Linked DNA regions of Homo sapiens: region 1 is linked to region 2. Evidence: read pairs that join two places in POLR2A ChIA-PET (ENCODE). Cell type or tissue: B cell. All regions are shown on one strand.

The links. Peaks named below come from ENCODE experiments on the same cell type or tissue, not always from the same donor. Only the 100,000 strongest peaks of a DNase experiment are listed, where the experiment ranks them.
Region 1: POLR2A ChIA-PET joins it to region 2 with 5 read pairs; 9 of 35 experiments call an interaction of 5 or more read pairs at or near these places.

What each region holds. Positions count from the first base shown.
Region 1 is chr10:23,432,077-23,436,076 of GRCh38, reverse strand. No RefSeq gene overlaps it. Among named protein-coding and RNA genes, the nearest start is that of OTUD1, 5.0 kb to the left of the region's middle. RefSeq lists an enhancer at 2,858-3,920. In B cell, no CTCF peak of the experiment used is centred here; a DNase peak (open chromatin) is centred at 2,166; H3K27ac peaks cover 275 bases.
Region 2 is chr10:23,323,007-23,327,006 of GRCh38, reverse strand. The region is part of intron 2 of C10orf67 (chromosome 10 open reading frame 67); the gene reads left to right. Among named protein-coding and RNA genes, the nearest start is that of C10orf67-AS1, 19 kb to the left of the region's middle. RefSeq lists an enhancer at 1,681-1,730. In B cell, no CTCF peak of the experiment used is centred here; no DNase peak of the experiment used is centred here.

The sequences.
Region 1 (4,000 bases), 110 kb before region 2:
CTGGCATGGTGGCACATGCCTGTAGTCCCAGCTTCCTGGAAGGCTGAGGGGGAATAATTGCTTGAGCTCAAGAGTTTGAGGTTGCAGAGAGCCATGACCACACAATTGCACTTTAGCCTGGGTGACAGAATGAGGCCCTGTATCAAGGGAAAAAAAAGAAAAGACAGACAGACAGTAGCAAGTGTTGGAGAAAATGTGAAGTTAAAATCTTCATACGTTGCCTGTGAGATTGTAAAATGACGCAGATACTTTTTAAACAGCTTAGCAGTTCCTCAAAATGTTACACATAGAGTTAACCATATGATCCAGTAATTCCACTTCTAGGTATATAACCAAGAAAAATAAGAACATATCTCCATACAAAAACTTGTATATCAATATTCATAGTAGTAGTATTCATAATATCCAAAGAGTAAAAACTACCCACATATCCATCAAATGATGAATGGATAAACCAAGTGTGATACATTCAGACAATGGAATATTATTCAGCCATGAACAAAATGAAGACACATGCTACAATATGGATGAATCTTCAAAACAGGCTAAGTGAAGAAAGCCAGATGCAAAAGGTCACATACTGTATAATTCCAGTTATATGAAATGTCTAGAATAGAGAATAGGCTGAGGTGAGGAGGGAATGTGGAGTGACTGCCAAAGGGCGTGGGTTTCTTTTGGAGTGATCAAAATGGTTTGAAAATAGCTTATGGCTGTTCGAGGGGCTCATGCTTATAATCCCAGCACTTTGGAAGGCCAGGGTGGGTAGATCACTTGAGTGCAGTAGTTTGAGACCAGCCTGGGGAACATGGCAAAACCCCATCCCTACAAAAAATACAAAAGTTAGCCAGGCATTGTGGCACACACCTGTAATCCCAGATGCTTGGGAGGCTGAGTTGGGAGGATCCACTGATGCTGGGAGTTTGAGGCTGCAGTGAGCTGTGATTGTGCCACTGCACTCCAGCCTGGGTGACAGAGGAGACCCTATCTCAACAAAAAAAGAGAGAAAGAAAGAAAAAAGAAAATGGGTTATGGCAGGGCAAGGTGGTTTATGCTTGTAATCCCAGCACTTTGGGAGGCTGAGGCAGGAGAATCACTTGAGCCCAGGAGTTTGAGACCAGCCTGGGCAACATTCAAGACTCCATCTCTACCAGTAATAATAATAATAATAATAATAATCAGCTGAGTGTGGTAGTGTGCACTTGTAGTCCCAACTATTCAAGAGGCTGAGGCTGGAGGACCACTTGAGCCCAGGACTTTGAGACTTTGAGATCGCAGTCAGCTATGATCCTGCCACTGCCTTCCAGCCCAGGTGACAGAGCAACCCCTTGTCTCCAAAACAAACAAACAAACAAACAAACAAAAAGTTGCTAGTTGCACAACTCTGTGAATATACTAAAAACTACTGAATTATACATGTGAAGGATGAATGAATTCTATGGTATGTAAATCATATCTAAATAAAAGCTGTTTTTAAAAACCTTACCATGAGCCAGGTACTATGCTCATTGCTTGAGATAAAAAGATAATTATATTTTAACCATAAATGTCTCAGCAGCAACAATACTTATTTTGTGACATTATTGCATATATCATGGACAACATTTTATATATCTTAAAGATTTTTTCTGACAAATTCACAGTACTCTATATGATAGCTTAAATGTAATTGTTTAAATGATATAAGTGAGCTGAAGCTTACTGAAGCCAAATCATTCATGCCCAGATAAAACGGATATTTAGGGCACTAGACTAGTAGAAATGCTATTTGAATTTATAATTTTTTTATAAACTTTTTGTGTAATCTTCATGATATAAAAAATACTTTTACATTTTGTAAAGTAAACATTTGTTGAGCATTCCATGAAGCATATGGGAATTGTACACAGATATGTCATATTTTTAGTTTCGTTGGTTCTATGTGTGGTTCTCTGAGATTCTGAAAAGTGCGCAGAATATTTTCTGAATGTTGTCAAATAAAAATAGTACCTCAGCAATAAAGGCAAGCATCTTGGGAAGTGATGTGTGGAGTTGATATATATTCATTCTTTGTGTTCTGTTGGACTGACAATTTAAAGTGAAAAAATAAATAAATAAAGAGCATCATGTCATGGAAACACCTAAATATTCTTTCTCCAGCTCATCTACCAAGGCTGACGTGTCACCAGCTGGAAGTGAAATTACCAGGCAGAAGTGAAAGCTACCCTTAATTATTTAAATCTATGGCTCTTCCGAAATTGAATTTATGTATTACTTGCATAACTTGAACATTATACTAAAGAAGAGAATCACTGAAAATTCTATTATGTAAAGACCTCTTAACTCCAGAAACTTTAAATCAATATATGATAACTAGATCAAACAATCAGTAGATGTTTGGGTTTTTTATATATATATACACACATATGAAAAAAATATATATATGTATATTTTTTTTTCCCCAAGACAGAGTTTCGCTCTTGTCGCCCAGGCTGGAGCACAATGGCACAATCTCAGCTCACTTCAACCTCTGCCTCCTGAATTCAAGCAATTCTCCTGCCTGAGCCTCCCAAGTAGCTGGGATTACAGGCGTGTGCCACCACCACGCCCAGCTAATTTTTGTATTTTTAGTAGAGACAGGGTTTCACCGTGTTGACCAGGCTGGTCTCGAACTCCTGACCTCAGGTGGTCAGCTTGCCTCGGCCTCCCAAAGTGTTGGGATTACAGGTGTGAGCCACCATGCCCGGCCTATAATTTCTTATTTTCTTTCTTTCTTTCTTTCTTCTTCTTCTTATTTTTAAATAGAGATGGGGTCTCGCTCTGACGCCCAGGCTGGAGTACAGTGGCACGATCTCAGCTCACTATAACCTCCACCTTCTGGGCTTCAGTGATCCTCCCAACTCAGCCTCCCAAGTAGCTGGGACTACAGGCATGCACAACTATGCTGGGCTAATGTGTTTGGTTTTTGTAGGAGAAAAAAATAGGACAAAGTATGGAGAAAAGACTGTGACAAAAGGATAATCATTGACTCTCGAGTTTAGGCTTAGAAAAGGCGCAGATCCTTTTGATAAATAGCCCAAAGGGTCATCCAGTGATTAGCAACAGGGTTCAAATCTGTACTCACACAATGGCATTCTTCATCTTGTGGATCCGATTGACTGTTGAGAGAAGTCAAGTCTGTTACTCAACAGGGAGGTTTAAATGACATAATTTAAATAGAGTGATCATTTCCCATACACAGCCTTGACTCATTCCAGCATATGGTGAAAGAGAGGAGCCCCAAAACCTCAAGTGTTGCCGGAATTCAGTTAATTTCTATTAGAAAAGGAGAACAGTAGACTAGAACCATCTTGTTCTGTGCTCTGTTGCCTGCTTCTAGTTGCCTTAACCGATACTATGGACAGGTCTGCTAACAGTAACTAGGCCTGCACAGGTTTAAATAGAAGTATAATCATATGTCCCTTGTTTGTAAATAGCTTAACATAAAGTAGGAAAAACAAGACACCCGCACACACCCAAACGTTGAATAACTGCAGTAAATGCAGAAATCTGTTACCAAGGATGATTCTAACATAACTCAGTTGGCTGTTTGTGTGGCAACATTTTAAAAATCCACAATCTTTGTAATGTTTACCTAGTAGCTAAATGTCTGTAAATAAGTGAACGTGATAACAATATGACTTACCCCTCCTAGAGACCATAAGGGTGTTTCTGTGGGGAGCAGGCAACAGCCACACCCCACCCTCCTTCTATATGGGTAGAAGGCCAGACTGAGAAACACACCCTTCATGACTAAGAGCTCAATTGTAAAAATGCCCAGATATTATAAAACTATTTTACCAAGACTTAAGGAAATGAGAAAAGAGGACCAGGCACAGTGGCTCATGCCTGTAATTCCAGCATTTGGGGAGGATGAGAGGGGAGGATTGCTTGAGACCAGGAATTCAAGACCAGCCTGGGCAACATGGCAAAATCCCATCTATACAAACAGTATAAAAATTAGCCGGACATGGTGATAAGTGCC
Region 2 (4,000 bases):
GTCCTTCTGTCTTTTTTATTATTATTATCAAGTATTTCAGTTGTTTTCTCCTAATATTTTTGCAGTTAACTCTTCATATTGTTTTATGCAATTAATGCTTGTTTAGATTTACTCAAATTTACCAATTTCTTTGCTCATCGTTCTTTCCCATATCTCAGTACTTCTTTCTGCGCTTAATTTTCATTATTTCTAAAGATCTTTTGACCCTTTGTTCAGCAAGGATTATAGTGTACTTAGCATTAATATTGCACAACTTCATGTAAAACGCAATAACCTTGTAACTGTTTACCACCCTCCCATCTTTTATGCTGAGTATCATACGTATTGCATCTATTATACATACATTACAAACTCATGATGTTTGCTTTAAACAGTGCTATAAATTTTAAGCTAATAAGAGGAAAGCTAGTATTTTATATGTACCTAGATATTTACAATTTCCTTTGCTCTTTATTATTTCCTGAAGATCTAGCTTTCCAGCCCAAATTATTTCTCTTTAGCCTAAAAAACTTTATTTAGCTATTCTCCTACTGTAGGCAAAGAATTTCTGTTTTATTTAAAATGTTTTTACATTGAATATAGAATTCCGGGTTGACAAGTTGTGTTTTGTTTTGTTTTCTCACTTTACAATTGCTCTGTAGGCTTTAATAGTGTCTAAGAAAATAACCATTATTAGTCATTCCAAATGTTATTCCCCTGTATGTAGCTGTTTCTTTTCTGTCTGCTTTCAACATTTTCTTTTAATCTTTGGTTTTCAACAGCTTGATTATTATGTACCTAAGTGTGGTTTTGATGCATTTATCCTGCTTGGATAAATAAATTAAGCATCTACAATCTGCATGTTTCACCAAATTTGGGAGATTTGGAGCCACTAAATATATCTTCAAATATTTGTTCCACCCCACTTTTTCTATCCTCTCCAATTACTTGTATGTTAGACTTCTCATTATTAACTCACAAGTCCCTAAACTCTGTCCATTTTGTAAAATTTTAAAAATCTTTCTTCTTTCTATTTTTTATTGATACATCTTCAAGTTCACAGTTTTTTTCTGCCATCTTTGTTCTTCTGTTAAGTACTTTCAGTGAAGTTCAAATTTTGGATATTGTATTTTTCAATTTGGGAATTTGTTTTCTTTATCAAAATTTTCTGTTTGTTGATATTTCCTTTTTTCATTTATTACAGCATATTTTGCTTTGCTTCATCATGCATAGTTATAATAACTGCTTTAACATCTTTGGCAATTCTGACATTTTGGTAATATTGGAATTGGTTTCAATCATCTTTTGTCTTGAGACTGAATCACATTTTCCTGTTTTTTTTTTTTATATATATAATCCAAGTAATTTGGATTATATTGTGGACAGTGTGGATGTTATCTTCTGGGTTCTGATATAGTCCCCTAAAGAATGCTGAAGTTTTTTTGTTGTTGTTGTTATTGGTTTTGTTTTTTTGTTTTTTGTTTTTTTTTTTTTTGCACACAATTAACTTGTTTGGATTAAAACAGAAAATTATATCTTTTTTTTTTTTTTTAGCAGCCCAAATCTTGGTTTTGTTATATTATCTCTAGCTGGGCTATTTGCAGTCTGCCCCATGTATGTATCTCTCAGGGATGAGCCAGAGGTTTGTTCAGAGGTAGGTTTCATTTTTGTTTTTTGCTTTTTTGTTTATGAGACAGAGTCTCCCTCTGTTGCCCAGGGTGGAATGCAGTAGCACAGTCATAGCTCACTGCAGCCCCAAACTCCTAGGCTCAAGTGATCATCCCATCTCAGCCTCCCAAGTAGCTGAGACTACAGGCTACACACCACCACGCCTGGCTAATTTTTAAATTTTTTGTAGAGATGAGGTCTCACTATGTTGCTTAGGCTGGTCTTAAACTGCTTGCCTCAAGTGATCCTTCCTCCTTGGCCTCCCAAAGTGCTGGGATTACAGGCATAAGCCATCATGCCTGGCTTGTTCAAAGTTTTTACAGTGATTTTAGAGTTCCCCTTTCTGATTTTTTTTTCACCTGGGACCCCACCCAAACACTGTCACTTAACCTCTCAAAGTCTTGATATTCTCACCAGTAAAATAAAACCTCCTATATAGTATGAGGATACTAAAATGAAATTCTTCCCAGGATGCCAGTACACCAGGCGTCAAGTTCCAAACTAACTGTGAGTTAGAAACCATTTGCAGATTTTGCAAGGGGAATGTTTCACATTAGACAAATGTCTCTCAGCTTTTGAATCAGATCAAGGACAATAAAGAAGGTCAGGGAATGAAGAGAAAAAACTGCCAAAGCAGACTCTAGAAAGAACTATTGCCATGGTTCTTATGGGAGAAGGGCAGCAGAAGCAATCCTCCTCAACTCAAAGCTAGGAAGGCAGGCTTCAATGGAGCTTGAATGCATTTGCTGCTATTAGAAGACACAAAGGACTGGTGCTTGACTCATGCTTGAGGAAGCCAAAGGGGGCTGTGATGAGAAGATAGAATGGCTTGATTGGGATCAGTCTGCACTTCCAGAGTTATTGGGGTAAAGGATGTGTAATTGTTTCCCGTAAACCATATGTGGCCTTGAGAGAGAGAGAGGTGAAACCAGTGTAGGGTCATTTTGGGTCCTGTCCAGGAGAGTTATCTGGAAGAACAAAGGACCCCTAACAGCAGGGAGAAGAAAGAGGTGAACTCCAGATTCATAGAACCTGAGGAAGGAGTAGCAAGTGACCACTCAGAGTAGAGAAGCATCTGCTTAGGTCAAGATATAGCTACAAAAGAGAGGGTCCCAGCAATCAGAATCTCTAGAGAATCTACATCAGTGCCCAAGGGAAGAAGAGGAGTTAGTTCTCCTGTCCTGTAGCACCATGGTGAAGCCACCCCACCAGATAGGAACATCCTTGCCCCTCTATCACTGCTGCCTTGTTGCTTGTGGAGATACAGCCACTCGGGTGCTGGTGAGGAGGTGAGCAGAGAGAGCTCAAGGGTGAATCACTCTTTTTCATTACTCTCAGCTTGGAGTAAAGGGAAAAACCTTATGAATGAAGTTGGAAGCATTTTAACTCATATGTGTGTGTGTGTGTATATATATATATATATATATATATATATATATATATATATATATATATATATATATATTTAGACGGAGTCTTGCTCTGCTGCCCAGGCTGGAGTGCAGTGGTGCGATCTTGGCTCACTGCAACCTCCATCTCCCGGGTTCAAGCTCCCAAGTGGCTGGGATTACAGGGGCGCACTGCCACACTTGGCTAATTTTTTGTATTTTTATTAGAGACAGGGTTTCACCATGTCAGCCAGGTTGGTCTCAAACTCCTGACTTCAGGTGATCTGTCCACTTCAGCGTCCCAAAGTGTTGGGATTACAGGCATGAGCCACCTCACCTGGTAGTTATATTCTAAATGCTACTCTGAGGCTGTATTTGTAGCGATGTAGGACTATGTTCCCATGAATGAATAGAGAAGTCATGGGATTTTGTCGTTTCCATTCAGAGCAGGGGAAGATTACATAGAGAATAAATTTTTTTTTTAGATCTCTCTTTTTTTCTTCTTTTAAGTTTTTGAAGAGCTGGAGTCTCACTCTATTGCCCAGGCTGGTTTCAAACTCCTGGGCTCACCTGAGTTTCACCCACCTTACCCTCCCAAAGTTTTGGGATTACAGGTGGGAGCCCTAGTGAATACATTTTAAATAGATGGGGGCAGATAAAAATACATTGTGTTTTGATTATTACAAATGGTTCTTAGTCAACATGCTGGTTACATATTTAAATGCTTGTGCTAGTAGATTCTCAGCAAATGATGATTCTTGCCTCTCTTTTCTGATCTGAAATCCACATCTTGAGAACTATACCTTTTGAGGTATGACAAGGCCAATATTAACACAGATATTTTCTTCTGTGTGGGAAGAAACTGCTAGGAAACTCTTGTCTTTTAGTCCATCATCATATCTTAGTTTGGCAAATTAATTGTCACTTTGAAAGCCTGGCCACCTAGGATGGAATTACTGGAATTC